2 separate regions of the Homo sapiens genome follow, and region 1 is linked to region 2. The links are chromatin loops, found by intact Hi-C in ENCODE. Cell type or tissue: OCI-LY7. All regions are shown on one strand. Links, peaks and the distances in the headings refer to the core of each region. The heading gives the core; the rest is flanking DNA.

Region 1 (9,469 bases), core at 899-8,898, 120 kb after region 2:
GATAATATAATTAAGGATGACTTCCTTACCCCTGGCCAGGCTATAGGCTCAGCCCTTTTCTTGCACAAATTCCTCAAGATGACCCCAGAGTAGGTACTATTACTCTCATCCCCATGTTATAGATGAGAAAACTGAAGCACAGAGAGATTAAATAACTAGCCCACAGTCCCACCTCTATAACTGGCTGGGCAGTCTGGTCCCTGCATCCATGCTGTCAACCATGGGCTATACTGCCTCTCCAAGGCCAGACTCCCCACACCCTCTCCAACTGGACAACCACCTTCTTTGGTTCTAAGCAAAAGAGAGGCAAAAGTCACCAAGACATCATGGGCTCCGCTTCTACTCCATAAAGCCATCTGGTTCTCCTAAGTCCAACATCTAAAACTACTTCATGGCAACTTGCCGGCAACACACAGTTCTGTCTCTGAGCTTCCCACCAACGTGATTCAGCGAGCTTCTCACAAGAGCAGGGTGCACCGGGCTGCCGGGCAGCACTCCTGCAGCAGAGGGAAGCCAAATCACTGGAAGCCGAAGTAGCATCACTGAGTGTTTCACGGCCTCCTCCTTCTCACCAAGGGAGCTGTGATGGATTTTATGGCACACAAGTGACTTTTTTACAAGCACAGCAGCAACCTCCAACTTTCATCTGATAATTTACCTTTAATCAGGGCCTAGAAAAATCCCTGGCCAACCAATCCCACCAGACAGCTCCTTCCAGGCTCGTCTTACAGACGACAGAGAGAAATAAAAGGGAAGAGAGGACGGCAGAGTCCTGGCAAGCAAAACTTTTTTTTTTTAATGAATTCATTTCAAATAAAAATCCATTCAGTGCATGCAGAAAAGCCAGTCCCTCTGAGTGACAAATTTGTGTGTGCCAGGGATGAGAGAGCAAATCAAACTCGTGGAGCTTGCAACCAAACTCCTAGAGGCCCAAACACAGGACTGCCAAGAGCCCAGGAGTGCAGAGTCATTCTGCTAAAAGAAGTTCCCACTCCAAAAAGCTCTATAGAGATGCTGGCCTGGGTGGAAACGTCCCCTCTCCCTGCCCTTTCACTTAACCAAAAGGGAAGACCAGCAGGAGCCGTGGAAATCAAACCCAGGGCATGTGGCTAGCCACCTGCGGGAGGCTGGGGCCTGGACCAGGTGATCTCTCCAGGCACTTTCCTGCTCTTGAATTTCATGAATATTTCATTGTCCAGGTTCCAATCCATGCAGAACAGAACCTCAGAAAACATACAAATATTTCCCCTTCTTATAGAGAAGTGACCTATAGTGCTAGACCAATGACTCTCATCTAAGGGTGACTGTGTCCCCCAGGAGACACGTGGCAATTGCTAGCTGTCACAACCAGGGAGGGATTGCTACTGGCATCTAGTGGGTAGAGGCCGGGGATGCCGCTAAACATCCTACTACAGATACAATGCACTCCAATGCACCCCCACTTCCCCAACCTCCACCCTTGCAACAAAGAATAATCTGGCTCAAAATGTCAACAGTGCCAAAGTTGTGGACCCCTGGCCTAGAGCACAGAAGGTAATCAAACGCTCACACTCCCAGCCTTCCCACAGCCTCCGTTCCCTGTAACACCACTCACTCCCAGCACCTCTCTAAATCAAGCAGGAATTAGAAACCAAACTGCACCATCTATCATCTAGACACTGGGATCCACCCTCAGCTGAGAGCCAAGGGTCTGTGCTGATTACAGCCAACCTCCCTCAGTCTCCGGTGCACGCTGCTCTCAGGCAGAGGCCAGAGAAAAGGATGATGACCCAGGAGAAGCTGGGACTCTGTGAGGCTAACTCTCAGTTTAGCAAACACCAGGAAGGTTAGGGGGAAGATTCTGTAGAGAAAGTCAGAAGGGTACAACTAACCTTTCAGGGCCTGGAAGGCTAAACAGCACACTCGGGCCTCTCGGTCCAAAGCAGTAAAATCAATGGTGTAGGGTTCGGTAACTGCACGACCTCCTCCCTGTCCCAGCGACAACAGCTGGGTCCAGGCTGGCTGCATAATCAACACTGACTAAGCACCTAACAGATGCCAGGAATTGTGCTACGTGCTCTACAGAAAGTTCTGTCTGTTCCCAGAGCTGCCACACAAGTCTTATTATCCCCATTTTACAGATGACACACATCAGGCTCAGAGAGGTTATGTCACTTGGCCAGGTCACATAGCCAGGATTCAATCCCAGAACTGTCTCCAAAGAACAGGCCTATCTACCATACCACATTGCCTCTCTTCTCCCAAACATCCCACCCCAGACAGAGGGATGGAGGAATAAAGGAGGAGGAGGAGGCTCAGAATCCTCCTGGAGCTCCTCCTGCTCCTCCTGGTGCCGCCCTGGCCTGCTCTCCCACACTCCCCACTACTGCTGTCTCCAGGGGCTCATCTGACCACATCTGTTTCGTCTATAGGGTCTCTCTGGGAAGATGGCCCAGTGCATTCCTTGCACTCCTTACGCACAATGGCATTGCCAGCACAGGACTCTGATTTCATTCATAACCGGCCGAAACAGACATCCTGCTCCGCTCTAGGCAGGGGCTGCCATGGAATCCATTTGACTGCCAGGCCGGCCAGGTGTGCAGTTTGCGAAGGTTTCAACCAGGCAGGGAAAGGGCTTTCCAATGCCCCACGTAGGAGCCGAAAGGCAGAGAAGCACCACAGGCCTCTTCCCTGGGCTAAAGTCCCAGTACCCAAAGCAAACCAGAGGACCAAACACCTAACACAAACCAACAACCACAGGAAAGCAGCAGCGGCCAACCAAGCCCAGGAGAGTCAACATGCAAGACTCCGCGACTGAGCAACAAGTTAGGATGGTAAGCCCCGGCAGTCCTCCACCCGCAGACAGCCCCTCACACACACTATTCTGTCCCCCACAGGACCCCTTCCTTGAGGCTGGCCGAGAGGGACCCATGGAAGGGGTGCTAGGCCAGCAAATTATATGGCACCCAAACTCAGGCCCAGCAGGGCTTCCAAGACACACAGGACAGCCTCGCCAGGCTGGGTGTTCACTGAGGGAAGCAGTTTCACACTTCCTTTCCTTGGGCCTGCACTAATTTCCCACACTCACATTGCAAGGAGGCATTCTTGGGCTCACGGGGCCCTCAGAAAGGGTCCTATTATAAAGGTTCAGCAAATTAAAAAAAAAAAAAAACAACTTTTTGAGACCACTTATTTGTAGGGTACTATAGAGATGATAAATATGGAGCAAAAGGGGCTGCTTTTTTTCTTTCTTTTTAAATTTCCAATGAAGAAATGTGGCTTCAAAACTCTCTGCGGCGCGAGCCAGTTGCCTCCAGGCCAGCCTCTCCCTAGGCCTTGCTTTGTTTCTGGGCATCACACTCTGACCTGCAGGACCCGCACTTGGCAATCAGCTTAAACCTACCTCGGCATTTTAATGAGCCAGACTGCCATCTCCTCCCACACTGCCCGCTCTCTCCTGGAAGAACACACCTTTCCTAATTCTGTTTGTTCACCAGAAAAATAAATAAATAATAATAAGCGGGGGAGGGGGTGTGGGTTTACTGGAAGGTCATTTTGCCTTAGGAAAGGAACAAATTAAGTCGAGGCTCACAGTGAGCCGGGAAATACATTCTCCATCAGACAAGCGACCTTGGGGCCTTCGGTTTTAGGCGGGAAAGGTCACTGGTAAGGCAGCCCCTTGTTTATGGAGCCCGGATACCAATGACGTGGTCACCTCCGAGAAGCACAATTACCAACAGGGGCACGCCAAACTCTTTTATTGGTTACCTCTTAAACACTCCAGAAATCTGTCCAAGTCCTTGCAGAATAGCAGAAAACAAAAGTGCTCTCAGCAGGAGGGGGAAGCCAGGACTCGATGATGAGCAATTAGTGAATCAATGACTCTCAGAGACACTGATTTAGACCAGCAGTTCTTATTAGCGACCGTCGAGGAAAATGCAGGGACACACAAAGCTTCCAGGAGAGACTAAAGCTTTAAAAACATTTTTTTAAAAATCACCACAAACTGCCTTCAGAGCTTCCCCCTAAAACACTTAAAATGTGTGCTCAGTCTGAGGAAAAAAAAAAAAAGACTATTTGTTGTTTCCTTAATGTCAAAAAAACAAGTGAAACTACAACCACTAGTTCTGTCGCCCCACATGAAAATTATTCTCTCAAAATCCCAAAAATGAGATAAGGAATTAGGTATTAGACAAAAGAAAGAAAGAAAAAATAAAGAAGAAAGAAGGAAGGGAGGGAAAGACAGAAAGAGGCTGGCTAGCTAATATGAACAGCATGAACTTTTTCTTACCCTCATCAGATTGCAGGAATATAAAACAGATTGGTCTCCACTCCCACTCCATCCATGTTGAATAAAAAGATACTGATTCACGTGATAAGACGTATTCTTTAGTACTTTCTTAATATAACCCCTCATCATCTAAACACCTGTTCGGAAAATCAGAACTACACAACAGAAAGTGAGTGGTAGGAGGCTTGGCTAACTGACGGGCAAGGAGAAAAGAAAACATTTCTAAAAATATAATGATGCTTGCTAAGAAAATAGAGTTCCATGTACACAGAAATTCTCAGGAATACCTACTTGGGGAGACGTTCCTGTAACTGTTTTTAAACATTCAGTTCCATCCCACAGAATTCAAAACACCTACTAAGAACACAGAAGCTTCCCAGGCATGACTGTGGGGGCCGGAACCTTCCACAAACTTTATTTGAAGGCTGCTAATAACATGCAGCTGGGCATACTTTCCCCACACCCCAGCCTCTCCTGAAAAGTGCGCCCTCCCACCACCACCTTCCTTTCTTTCTGATTTTGTGAATACCAGCGAACGCTGAGACAATGCGGTTCACCGTGAAAATGGAAAACCGCAAGTTGGCCTCCTCAGCAGCAGCCAGCCCCCAGCCAAGGGCCCTCTGCAAACTTCCCCTTTATTTGTTCCTTGGTTTGGTTTCTGCTGGGTTGCTAATCTATTTGCTCTAAGCTATTGGAAGAAGTCGGCAAAAGAAAACAAAAAGGCTTTCTTCCTAGCAGGGGAAAAATGGGTAACCTTGAACCCAAAGAACCCTCCCTCCCCTGAAACTCCGGCTACTCTGAAAGTTTGTTGCTATCTAACCTTGAAAACAGTATGTGCCTCAGGGTCCCCTCCGCACTGGGCTCTAACAAGGATGTTGACGGTTCCTTATCTAAGGGGAAGGATGCAAACAATTTTTTTTAAGGTGAAAAGAAGAAACTTCTAAGAAACCGACGCCAATCTATGCACAGAAAAACCTCCCCTATCCTCCTACAAGTCTTCCAGAAAGGGGAGGGGTTGAAGAAAGAGAAAATCCAAAAACTGATCACTGCTAAGCTCCATAGTTTCAATAAATTGTTACCAATGTTGTCTTCGAAGGCAAAAAAAAAAAAAAGGTCATTTTAATTCTGGTTGAGGAGGGCATAGGGTAAACCCCTGGCCAACTTGAGCTTCTCCCATCCCCAGCAGATGAGGCTGAGGTTGATCCAGAGGTGACCTGTGCCAACAAGCCCTCCCCCAATGGGGGCAGATGACGCCATGAAGCCCCATGCTTCTCATCTCCATGGTGACCCCAAAAAACAAAATCAACTCTACACTAGGAGACACAAGAGTCCCATCAACTTAGAAACTTTCTTCTTCTCAGTAATAGTCTCCTACAACATTTTAATGAAATACTTTTTTAAAAATTGGGGTCAGAGTGTTTTACGTGGGATTACAGTCAAACCACATCTTCCCATCTCTTCGTACTTATTCACTTAAAAATATATATATGCTGCAGATTTCAAAGTGGGCTGTGACTGCACAGCTGTAGGGAATGAGCTTGTCAAGAGAAAAAACACACAGGCACACCTCTAAAACACATACATAAAGCACACAGATTTATTTTTTGTTTGGAGTGAGAGACACATCAGTTCGAGTTCTAGGCCAGCAGCTGTACTACAAACGTTTCGGGGTGGCGGGTGCGGGGTGGATGGCAGGGGCAGGGGGAACACAGGAGTGAGCCTCAAGGACAGCTGAAATGAGGGCCACCTTCGAAACCCTGCAGCCAGGCGTCACCAGGACTACCATGACCGGGTGGAGGGCCCAGCACAGCCAATCCAACTCTTTCATTAAAGAAGGGAAAAAATTCAACAGGGATGAAAAGAAACCAATACTTGGGCAATGCTCAACTCAGCGGGCCCCTTTTGAGAATTAAAAAGGAAAATAAATCTGGGGCTGTGTCGATCCAGAAAATCAGAGCAATGGGCTTCCCTGTTGAGAGGAGGCCACTTGATTCGCCTGAAGTTGACTATTTGTGTTGGCACTAGATCCCCTTAAAGATTGTTTACAAATACAGAGCAATCAATATTTCCTAACCCAAGGGTCTCCGGGATAGAAACATGGACCTGCTGGGCACAACGTGAGTGCTTCCCATGCGTCCCCACGCACCTGCCACCCTCTGCTCCAAGCCTGGGACACACATTCCCCTGGACCCGGCAGGCCCCACCTGAACCACGCTTCCGGGAGTGCGCGTGCGCGTGTGGTCTTCTGCCTCCTTTAACCTCCTTCACTGGGCTGTTCATCCCAGACTAAGCACCAACTTGGCTGACTCTGGAGCCTAATTTTCTCCTCCCATGCTTTCCTAGGGCCTAAATCGAGTTTTTTTGTTTGTTTGTTTTTTGTTGTGTGTTATCATTTCAGTATTGTTTCTAGTTGGGGGATTTGGAAGAGGCTGTTTCTTTCCTCATCCTCTCTCTTCCTTTCTTTCCTTTATATCTAAACACATTTTCACATGCTCTTTAAGTGGCTTCAGGTTTGGCATCCATCTCAAACACATCTATAATGGATCAGGAGCCCAAAATCTGTTTCCGATTATAACAGACAAATCAAGCCCCCCTGAAGTTGGAGGCGGGGAATGGGGAGAAAAAGTCTTTAATGGGTCAGCGATACAAAGGGACTTCTGGGGTTCTGCCCACAAAGGAAGCACTTCAGCCCCAGGGGCTGACATTACTGACTGACCCTGTGCGGCCTCTGCTTATAAACTTCCCAGCACTCACTCCAGAGACTTTACGGGCCAGATTCCGCCCTTAGTGAAATGGCATTTTCTAGAAGTCCCGGTGAGTTTGAAAGGGAAAAGAAAGGGAGTGGAGAGGAGGCACAGAAGCCCCCTCCTCTTCCAAAAATGGCAAGCCCCCACACAGAGAACACAGCTGCAGGAAGATTAAAAACATTTTATTATTTAAAGAGGTACAGAGGGTTACTGGACATGGGCAATTTAAAATTAAATACAACTCTCGTCACAGCCGTTTGCAGTTAAAGGTGAACATGGTTATTTTAAAAGCAAAATCGCCCTGCCAGAAGGACTGCCGTTCAGCAAGGGGCCCAGATGCCGCCTCAATTATTAAAGTCGTAAGCTGGCCATTCAACTGCCCTGACGGCAAGTCTCTTCTAGAGACAGAGTTCCCTGAAAAAAAAAAAAAGTCTGCCCCCCACCCCCCAACCCCAGCCCAAGCATAAAGTAAACGCTTTAGAGAAAGTGAATAATATCTTGTCACGGAGGTAAAAGACTCAATTATAAAACCTTCAGAAAGATTCTCAAGGAACATCTACCTACGGTGACAGAGACTTACACAAAACCAGAAGACAAGCTAAAATATTTCTCCCCTATCCACCCCTACCTACTCCTACCCCTAACAAAACAGAACAGGGAGAGGAAGCAGGGAAATGGGGGAGAGGCTGCCATAAAAAAATGATCTCGAGACCTGGGCACTTATCTGACATAAAGCAACATCCTCCAATCCTGAAAGATGAGCCTGCCACACACACACTTCTTTATCATCTCAGCAAGAAATATGGCTCAGGAGGCCAGCACTAATTTTAGTATCAGATTTATTATACAGCAGGGGGCAGGAATTCTTCAGGCCTGTGCCTTGTCTCCCAGTGCAGGACTAAACTGCCTTCAGGATGGCTCCTTGGAGGAGCAGCAAGGCTAACAAATAGAAACTTCTGGATTCCTGATATTCAGGAATCCTTGGAAAATACGCAACTGGCCCTCCAAGCTGCTTCCCAGTCCTTTCAAAGCCTCTGTGGGTGCTTCTAAGAGCTCCCCACTCTGAATAAAAGACCACAACACACATCTCACTTGTTTGAAATGAACCCGTCACCCCAAGCAAAGACAGGAAACCCCAAGGTCATAAAGCAAGGGTACACCAACATAGTCTGAAACCAAATCCAGTAGTGACAACTCCTAGTCTCCCCGCTTTGATCTGAAGGGAGATAAAGCTAGGGAAGTCAAAGCAGTGACAAATTTAAAATGTTGACATCCTCAGCCAGCCACTCCAACCTCGCTGCACATAAAGCCCTAAATGGATGGAAGACACATTTTCAGGTTGTTTGATCTCACTCAGGCTTCCCCACCTCCAGTTTCTGGACATCCTTTTGTCTGCTTTTGGCCCTGATTTTTCTCCAAGTTATCCCACGGAGCAGGACTGTCACTGGTAGCCTCGGCAGTTGTCAGTCAACCTGATTGCTTTACTCCAGAAGGCCCTTTTTACACAAAAGGCCTCACTGAGGCAGAACGGGCTCACCTTTGATTTGTTCACCTCTCACATGTAAAAGCAGCTCGTACGCCTCTCCCGAGCATGGCTGCACTCGTGGAAAACTGAAACGCAGTATATTGGGAAACAAGGCTTTTTAAAGCATTCTCTGGAAGGCAAGATCCTAGCTTGGGTTCTGCTCGAAGAAAGAGCTAAACAGAGCGAGCTGGAACAGAATTAGCCCCGAGAACCCAGGGATGGAGGGAGAGTGGCAATACCAATTTGCTGGAAGGGATCTGGAGAGTAAACGAAGAGGAACGTTTGGATTGCAAAGATAGAAACAATTCACTTTGCATCATTTTCAGTCTTTGGAGTTCAGTAGGGAAGTATGATTATCAATCCACCAGAGAGACGGGGAAGAGTGGCCCACATGAGCTCAGAATTGGCTGGTGATGGCGTTGCAGGTAGTAGAGGTGCTGAGAACTGACACTATATCCCTCACGTGATGCTCTCTTTAGAAGATCAGGCTCTCCCTGGCTAACTATGGCCTTCAGCCCTCTAGACAGGAACCTGCTGGACCACAGGGGAGTGGGCCTTGCCATATTCCCATAGGTTGAGCACACACAGACTAGCAAACATCAAACACCAATAAGCCCTCACACACCTGGTATGATATTGCCAACATCACTTCTCGGGGGATAGCAATTATGCCACAATTTCATGTCCCTGACTCACCAGGCCACACACGACAAGACTGCAAGAGCACCTCCTCCTTGGGCCCCTGGCCTGGGCAGAACTCACGGGAGAGCCCCTGGATTGCAGAGTGCTCTTTCCCCAACACCCATCTGACCTGGCCACCCCCACCCTAAAACTCATTAAGTGCTCCCCATGGCCAAAAGCAGTGGTCTCCGAAGTAGGGTTTAGAAGAAAAAGATTAAAATGTTTATGTGTGCTTAGCTTTTTTTC
Region 2 (9,469 bases), core at 662-8,661:
GCATTTGGATGACTTCATTTCCACTCAAGTACACCCAGGTCAACTTGGATAGAAAAGAAAGAGGAGGAGAAGAAAAATAATCAGCTAAAAGCTATTAAATATCAGCCGTGTGCCTCATGATTGGTTTTAAAGGCAGTGGTGAGGTTAGCAACAGTCAGAAACTCAACCCTTTTGCCTCTTCCTGCATATTAACATTTTTTTCTGGGGCTCTCACTAATATGGCTTCGAATGTAAATAAAGTACAGATTGGCAGCCCACTTTTAGCTAATTCACAAATACCAAGTCTGAATATACGGAGCTGTAAAAATTTAGAGGGTGGTAACTTGACAAATCTGGCCGGTCTACAGAGAGACTATTTCTAAGAGGACAAAAGAAGAAAATAAAGAAAGAAAATGGAAGAAAAAGAAAAGCATACAGGACCTGTGTAAGGGGGTATCCTACGGAGGTGGGGGGCGGGTGGGAATCTCCATATCAATGTTCACTCCACCGAACAACAGAGTTCGATTTCAATGCCAAGTCTAAATGAACTGCGCTTTCTCCTCCATAAGAACCACCCCTTGCACCCACTGGCACAAGCTTGAACCATGATTTCTGGTACACTTTCAGTTCCCACTGAACTACATCTAGGGAGAAAAAGGCTTTATTTTCTCCTACTAACAACTCCATTGTTAAGTGACGTCTTCAGAGGGCCCAGGAGGACTCTGGGAAGGTGAGCTGGTGGAAGTACTTCATACCGCCCCCCCGCCCCTACCCACCCAGGGCTCATTAACTCCTTTGTGCCCAAGGGCTCCCCTACCGCTGGCTCTCCTCTCCTTGCCGCAGCAGAAAAAGTAAATACAGCTAAATCATACCAGGAAATGCGGTCAAACAGCAAAGCTGAAGTTTGAGCCTTGTTCTTCTATTCGGCCTTGTTCCTCTACCTACTATGCAAATGCACATGGCATTTGATTAGCACAATCTCAAAGTTTTCCCAGCTTGCTACCCAGAAGGCATCCTAGTTTTCTATTTGTATATTTTAAAACACTGTTAACGAGCAATAATAATGTCTGATGCCTTTGCCTAACAACAGCTGGCTATATTTTATATACTAAGAGGGAAATGGGAAGTTTTCCTAGAAACCCAGTATTTCAGAATCTCCTTTTTGAAGCAAAAATACGAAAATTTAAGAGAAGTAACGTTAGGGTGCTCAATCTTTAGAACTCGACAACCTTACTGGCTTCAGCCGAAATCAGTCTATGGAGGAAAAGTTCACCAGGAAAACACAAAGTTGTTTAGCAGGAGGGTTTACCTGCAAAGCCCCAGGATCATATTACTCATGGGTAAGGTTTGTTTGCCTCTGCCACCTGGCCTAGAAGGTGGAGGAGGCAGAGGAAGCAGGATTCTCCTGTCTACTCGCTGTGCTGTTTCCCACTGAGCAGCTTGGCCAGGGGTCAGGGGGCAAATAAAGTCCCCTCCCCTTATGACACACTTCCAGAGGGAGATGCTGACACAAACCAGGCAGAAGATTAATAAAACATGGGGACAGTGTTGGCTTTGTTCTGGGCTATTAGAGGAAGAAAATTTAAACACAAAAGTAGCCTTCAGCCAGGGAAGAGCGTGCGCATGGTCCTTCCTGGTCCAGCCTACAATTGTCGTTGAAGAAGGTCTGAAGGGCAACACCCAGGCTCTCCAGAAAAAGGTGGAGCAGAGGACAGGGTGAGGCCCGGGAGGCTGACCACTCCCCGGGCAACCCACCTACATGAACCACTTCAGAGGACAAAGCCTCACGGGAGCTCAGATGTCCACAAAGGACACACAAGACTTTTGTTTTCCAAGCCTCCTCTGAGAGAACCACACTGCACAGAGCTCTGTTTATCTACGACACACATTTAAAGCAAGAAAACACTACCTGAGGATCACAGTCCACTCTCAGGCTTATTTATCTTCTCACAGATCTCATGCCTTTTAAATTTCAAAGGGCTTTATGAGACTTTTATTCCAGGTATGACTCTCCTCACACATACAGTATCAAAAGGGGTGTCTGAGTGGGGGCCATGAATGCAGCTTCGCACCTGCACAGAAAACCCCGGAGCTGGGAGATCGCAGGCACCCAGCGCTTCCTCGGGCCTCACTCACCCACAATCGCCCACGCTGGCCGGATAAACGGGAAGGTCTCATTACATTAAAAAAAACAATTCACTCTTGTTTTCTTTTTTTCTTCCCCTAAAAAGCTTTCACACACCATTCTCCAGAGCTCAAGTTAACTTTTATGGGCCCCCACACAACCCCAATCCGACACAAAGGGCTCCAAGGACCCTTTCACCTGGTTTCCACAGCGATCTCCCACTTTGACGAGACCTCAAGAGCTGTAACTTTCCACGCCGGTTCCTGGAAGGCCTTTTCTTCCCGGCCACCACAGTGAGGGGCTGGCACAGGAAGGGGTTAAAGCCCTCATGTCAAACCACAAACTCAGGCACTGGCCCAGAAGGGACATGGGAACCAGAGCAGCCCGTGATAAAGGCCGGATTGTAGCAGCCCACTGAATTGGAAATGACTTGTAGGCCTAATGAAACAGAACTTTGGCAGTAACACAGAATGAAAGGAATGAGACAATAAAAGGCAGGAACAAAGGGTGCAGAGTCGTTTCAGCTTAGCAAAATAAGCTCACTTTGTTGTTGGGGAAAGCCAAAGCCGATTAGGATAAACCAATGACTAAGCATAAGTCTTCCAAACTAATTACACAGTTCACCATGTGAAGTATAATTGGAAGCCTCCAAATGCGGGCTGCTTTGCTTTCACAGGAGTTCTAGAAAGCGAGAATTACCTAGCGAGCTCGGCACTGAGCTGCCCTATCATTCCCGGGAACAGCTGAAAGGTGCGGAACGGCTCCATCCGGGACGAAGCGGAGAATTCATTAAGTTTAAAGGCCTCTTTTTGATCTCCAAAATCCTATAAGTGAGAATTTAAGAAACCGGTACTTGAAGGAGGGGCCTGAAGGGGAGAAGGAGGAAGCCCGTGTGTGTGGAGTTTCTTTGATCCAGTGCATTTTAATTACCAGGCTGGGCTCTTCCGGGTGGCTCTGCCGGGAGAACAGTGCAGAACAGGCCGCCTCGTCGCCAGGGTCTACACGGGCATATCTGGAGCATCATTTACCTGCCATTTTTTGGAATGGCCTATATACATCATTCCTGTGTGTATGGAATCAGGAACACAGATAACGTCCACTAAGAAACCCAGGGCAGTAAAACAAATTACTGTATATCAACGTTTTTGACAAATGAACAAAACCTGCTCCTTCTGAGAAAGATGCTGCTTGGTGGTAAAGTGGGAGGTGGGGCTTTATAAAAGTAAAAAGAGGCGAAGGGTAGGTTGTGCACAAACAAGTGACTATCCAGGCTCTCCTCAGCATGGGCTGAGTGATCTTGGAGAACTTCCTCACCTTTCTCAACATCAGCCTCACCACCTACATAATAGATCTGCCAACCATCTCACTTGACACCCTTGAGAAGCACATTGTAAAATGCATTAGAAAGCTTAGCACCAGTAACTCCAATTCAGAAACAGCGCACAGTAAAAGGATCTTCATAGTAAAACCTGGACCTCAAAAATTCCGAGTGTCATTAATTACATCTAGCTGGTGAAATAGGGAGATGGAAATACTATAACAGTTTTTCTGGCTCTTACTCATAGGATGAAGTTCCAGTTTATAAATAGTGGCTTTTTCCAAATAAAGAATCCCTTCACTGTCCCTGCGTCATGAAGTCCCAAAATAAACTCTAACATGGTTTAGACTGCTGATTATATACCATGCTTATTACTACTGACAACGTATTATTTTGGTTATAGCCTATAGATACCTTAGATTATAATCTATCCATCCTATTAATGTTTGAATACTTTCTACATTACTGACTTTTCAAGCTTAAAACTAACCTCAGGAATAATTCAGTCCAGGGGTCAGCAAACTATGGTCCACAGACCAAATCTGGTTCATCACCTGTTTTTGTAAATAAAGTTTTATTGGCACACAACTACATGCATCTGTTTACCTGCTGGTGATGGCTGCTTTCATCCTACAAGAGCAGAAGTGAGTAGCTGCAACAAGGACTACATGGATTGCAAAGCTGCAAATATTTAATATCTGGCCCTTTTTAAGTTTTCCAACCCCTTCCCTGAGAAGAGAAGCCGAGGCCAGCAAAGGAACAACCCATCAGGCTGTCCCAGGGAGGTCAGTCCACTGTTAGGCCCAGCATGAAGCCCTGGAGTATCTGCTGCCTTACCCTTCTCCAAGGACAGACAACCCCGGAACAGCTACCCAGGGGTGGGAATGCCATCTTCACCCCTGGGTAGCTCATGGTGACGTGTGGATTCTGCCAACCTGTTAGCTGTTAACCTCAGTTGGCAGAGTCCTTATGCCAGTGGCCACGCTTCGTGACCTGATCTTAAATATAAACAAGTAACAACATCTCTAACCTTGGGGAGAGGGGGTGTGTTTTCTGGGAGGAAGGTGGAAGAAAAACACAAAAGGGTTTACAAGCCTCCAATTTAAGTTATTTAAAGCTCCCGGTGTGTCACTCTGTACCCACTCCACTTACAGTAATGACATATTTAAACTCCCTTAGCTCAGCCCCTTGATAGCAGTCTTACCCATCTTGATTGCCACCTGAAATAAACAGTTGGAGAAGCTGCCACCTCGGGCAGGATGGGATGAGGGAGAGGAGAGAGGAATGACGGCAAGGAGACCTAAAAAGAGAGTGGTACACCTTGCATGGAAGCTGTGAAAGGAAAGTTCTAGACTTGGAGGAAAAGGAAGTAGGGTATGAATTCTGGCTCTTACACTGTCTTACCTGGGTGACCTCTGCTGACACTCAGCCTCCCTGGCCCTGACTGTCTACCTTCGCCAAATAGACTGGAGGATACCAATATCTGCTGCACAGGTAAAATGAGGTGATGAATGTCCAGGTCCCCAGCACTCCGGGGCACACTGAAGGGCACAATATCTTCCTGTCCTTTGCATCTTGCCCATCGTCAGTCCATCTTGGGGACTGATCAGCAGTTGGCACAGGGTGCAGAGTTCAGATGCTGTTATCAGACAAGCCTGGAGGGGGAGTCCACACCCAGCTCTACCTCCTGGAGAGCTGTGACCTTGAGTCCAAGAGACAATCCCATCAAGACCCCACTTAACAGTCTACAACATGGAGAATACCACTACCAGCCCCCCAGAGAAAAATTAAATGAGATAATGTGAGTAAATGGCCTGGCCTAGTATCCCACACTTTGCACTCGCATACACCTCATTAAATTGCAGTTGGTTAAAGAGAGTCAAAAACAATTTCATACAGTTAGAAATGTGTGTGCACAGGGGGTGTACACATGTGTGTGAATATACTTCATGCAAGTGTGTGTGTGTGTGTGTGTGTGTGTGTGTGCACATTCATTCTGTTTCCTTCAACCAGAGTATAAAGTACCGAAGGGGAGAGGCAGTCTGTCAATTTACCTGTTACCTCCTTTCACAACCACTGGATTTAATCATTGTAGTGCTCCCAAGGCCCAGCAGCAGAGTCTCCCTGACTTTGATCATTCTGGATTCAAATAAGTTATGCCAGAATCCTGAGAGGTGGTGAGTCCTGCCCAAGGGGACACACACAGTAACACAAGCCACCAGCCAAATGAGAAATAAGCCATTCTGCAGACAGACACAAATAATGCACAGAACCTATGTATGAAAAAAAAGCTACTAAAATATGAGCATTGAAGAGCATTATGGCTTTGATACATTCAAAAGCCTCTTTGGTCTTTTAATAAAACACTTGATAAGTCTGCACATCCTGCCAGAGTCCACAAACATTACTGCAAAATTAACTGGGCAGCTTCAGACCCAGCGAGTGCCATGCCAGGGAAGATGGTTTGTGACTGCTTCTCAGACAAAAGGACAACTGTTCTAAGGGCAGCAATGGTGGCCACTGTGGGCATGGCCAAAGCTTGCAGTGTGTCTTACTGGAGGCATACTGGGTCACAATGATAAGTGTTAATGAAAAACAACAGAGAGAGAAACAGAAATACAGAAAGGAAGAAAGAGAGAGAGAGAGACAGAAAGAAACCAAGGGTTGGGGACGTGCAGAGATGTGCTATGTGTTGGCAAGTAGAAGCCTGTCTGGAATACTCTAAAAGCCCATCTGGGCAGCACCGACTTTTCTGACACAAATAGGCCCATGAGATTCCAAGGCAGGTTATGGCTCGAAAAAGAAATCCCACTTCATGTTTGCAAACACTACCCCTGGACTTGTTTTAAAAGCAGAAAGATAGCAAAGAGGGCTCACCCTCCAGAGCTTTCCATTATGCAAGCCGGACCTGTCTCATTTAATTATTTCCAATCCCTCTCCCTAGGCAGGGTGGGGCTGGGTGATGGACAAATCCCCCTTACTGCTTTACATCAGTCTGGAAGAGAGAAGTGCTATAACGTACACAGTCATCAACACACTTGGCTATTCTTTAGACCCAGCCAGAATGAATCCATCCCCAGCTGACAATACCAGAAAGGGCCATGGGGGAGGCCTTTTCAAAACCAACCTGGAAGGGCAGCTCAGAGCCACTCAGAATGCAAGGCTGGGCTGGAGGAGGCTGGCTTCTCTTTGTTGCACGGTCTCCTATCCAGGCAGAAATTAATACCAGAGACAAGAACATCTCCATTTTGAGGCTGAATAAAGGTCATGGCCCTCATCCCAGACAGTAGTTCACAAACAGACACACCTGGGGACAGGGTCATAGCTGCCTATCACCCTGGGCAAACCAACAGCACAGAACCTTCAGCCTGGCCAGTGGGTGGCTGTGCCTTTGTACCCATGGCAAGCACGACACCCATCGTGGGAGGAAACAAGTGATGGAGCTTAGCACGGGCACTGTGTCTTCTCAGGACGCCTCAGCAGCTCTCTCCCATGTCAGCCCTTCAGCAGGGAAGACCCAAACCTGTCAGGAGGAGACTGTCCCAGACCTGGGCTCCCACGCGATGTCCACAATTACTCAAAGATGCAGGACGCAGCCTCCTTGAACCTGCCATTTCCACAGGGGCCAGAGGAGGGTGGTATACACAAAAGCCAACAAGGGTCAGCCCTCCTAAGGCAACAGGGCCATCTGAGGAATGTGTCATCCTCAGCAAGAACCCACTCTCAAGGCACCATCTCCCTTCACCCACTAGAAAGAGGCCGAATTAAACACCTCACCCACGGTGACATGTCCTATCAGTCGGTCTGACTCTCTATCATACACACACCTTCTCACACTCTGTTTCCTGGCTGCTGTGGGGCTCTTGGGTTGGTCCCAGCCTGTTCCAGAAGCAGAGCCCAGGGGGTAATTTTACTGCTGTCTCACAGACATTCAGGTCAGAGAATGCTGACAGGTACAGGCCTCGCATGGTTTCCGAGTCTCCTTGGGCATTTGACAGGGGAGGGTTCAGCTGCAAAGGGCCCCAGGGAGACTCAGCTCTCAATGCATTTTCCAAACAGGCACAGAAGGGAGAAGCCCAGCACCAACCTGCAGGCCTCTAGCAGCTTCCATGGGAGCTCCTGCCCTGCGAGTCACAGCCCCACATCCCTCCCCAGCTGCCGTCACCACCAGCTCCCAGCCCAGGCCCCGTGTGGCCAGCAAATGCCCGCAAAACTGCACTAAAAGGCCACTCTGTCTGCTCCTGCCAGCACGTGGGACATCACACCAAATGCAAGCCAGACTCTTCCATCTCAGCTTCTGCTGAATTTCACTTAAATCATGATGGCCAGGTTCAAGGACAAGGTTCTTGAGGACACAGCTGTAGCAGGGGCGGGGGCCACGGTAGCCTCTTCTTAGGACTGATGAGGCTACTTCTGGCATGTGCCATCCAACCCCATCCAGCGCTTACCTTGCCAAACTGCTCGAAATATTGCTTTACATCTTCCACTACTGTGTTCGCAGATAACCCGCCTACAAATATTTTCTTTGTTCTTGTGACCATCTGCAAGAAATGACAAGAGAAAGGCATGGGTTAACCAGGTTATCTAAAGCAGGGCTCAAGAGGCTGCTGAAACAATCTGCTCTCCACATTTCTCTAGGAAGGCAATTTTAGATATATTCAAGCTGCATGGCGCGGGCGTTTAGATGTCTAAGGATGCTAGAGACAGTCACTCTGCATATCTCAGGCATTCAGATGGCAACCTAAAAGCTTGAGTTTCATACAGACACAGAGACTTCAGAACCTCATTAGCCACAACACGCAACTTCATTCTGATGGACTAGCAAAAAGAGAAAAATCACATGTCAAGCTATTTTAAAGCTAAGAGACGTGAACAAAACAGACCCAAATGCATAAAAACTGCTGCCCAGAAACCATCCACAAAACCTGTCAATAAGAAATGCACACGATTCAAAAGTACGCACAGGCTGTCTACGCTGAGCTGTTTGTGCTTGGTGCTGGTATACGTCTGCAAGCAACACAGACGCTGACCTCGCACCTGGAGACCACCCTGCAAGCTTTGTCCAGGATTCCTCCTCCTGATTTCCTGTGATTCATCTTGATTCACCCTGCACCCAGTCAAGCCCAGCTAATCCCCAGATCCCTACACTTTCGTTCCTGCAGGTCCTTCTCCTTGGGGTGCCTCTCCACTCCTGAACCTAACTACGGCAAGTTGTAACCTTCCTCCAGGATCCAGCACCTTTCTCCAAAATTCAAAATAGTTATTTATCAATCCAGCCAGGAGTTAGTCCACCCTTTTCTGAAACCCCCTAACAGTGTCTCCATATCCCTGTCTTAACACTCACTGCTCTCCACCTTGTGTGAAGTTACTTCCTCCTCCAGACAATAAGCTCTTGACTCCTCTACAAATCCTCCACCAGGCCAGGCACAGCGTCAGGCACATAGAAACCAACACTGAATGTTTTGTAGATGTACGTGTGAAAAAATGTGGCCACATTTCCAAATCCTACCAGCTCCAAAGCCAAAGGAGTAGGAAGCTCAATGACATTAACTGCTCAGAGTGGAGACCAAAATCTTACATGTAGGAGCCAAAAATCAAGAAAAATTTCTTTCTAAAGACTGAGTTTAGGCTATGTGCCATTTTAGTTTTACTGTCACAATAAAAAAAAAAAAGGAGAATGACATTAACTGTTCAGAGTGGGAACCAAAATCTTACACGTAGGAGCCAAAATCAAGAAAATAAATTTCGTTCTAAAGACTGAGTTTAGGCTATGTGCCATTTTAGTTTTACTGTCACAATACAAAATTGTAGAATTTGATGGGTGAGGGTCTGACCAGTTTGTTGGCATATAATCAACACACAATGTCATCTGTTTCTACTGCAACTCGATGTGATGTAGGATGCTGAAGCATAGGAGCCATGGCTGCCCGGGTCAGTCATCACAGAGGCTCCCGGCGTATCTGCTGAGTGAATGAGTGAACCGACCCACCTCAACAGGAGCCTGAGGTGAGTGACACCAGGGGGCACAGTGGTTACTGGCAGGCTGT

Evidence for each region. Peaks named below come from ENCODE experiments on the same cell type or tissue, not always from the same donor. Only the 100,000 strongest peaks of a DNase experiment are listed, where the experiment ranks them.
Region 1: it touches region 2 in a loop (2.6-fold over the local background); 4 of 110 quality-filtered maps call a loop at or near these places.

What each region holds. Positions count from the first base shown.
Region 1 is chr17:57,280,814-57,290,282 of GRCh38, reverse strand. All of the region lies in intron 5 of MSI2 (musashi RNA binding protein 2), which reads right to left. Among named protein-coding and RNA genes, the nearest start is that of MSI2, 29 kb to the right of the region's middle. RefSeq lists a silencer at 1,474-1,649 and an enhancer at 5,176-5,445. In OCI-LY7, for the core only: a CTCF peak has its summit at 4,742; DNase peaks (open chromatin) are centred at 4,402 and 4,862; H3K4me3 peaks cover 1,879 bases; H3K27ac peaks cover 2,292 bases.
Region 2 is chr17:57,399,873-57,409,341 of GRCh38, reverse strand. It overlaps MSI2 (musashi RNA binding protein 2), which reads right to left. Exons shown (of 14, transcript NM_138962.4): 6 at 7,871-7,963. Among named protein-coding and RNA genes, the nearest start is that of MSI2, 150 kb to the right of the region's middle. RefSeq lists an enhancer at 7,568-8,078. In OCI-LY7, for the core only: CTCF peaks have their summits at 4,898, 5,097 and 7,058 (motif pointing right); DNase peaks (open chromatin) are centred at 831, 5,081 and 7,071; H3K4me3 peaks cover 518 bases; H3K27ac peaks cover 1,380 bases.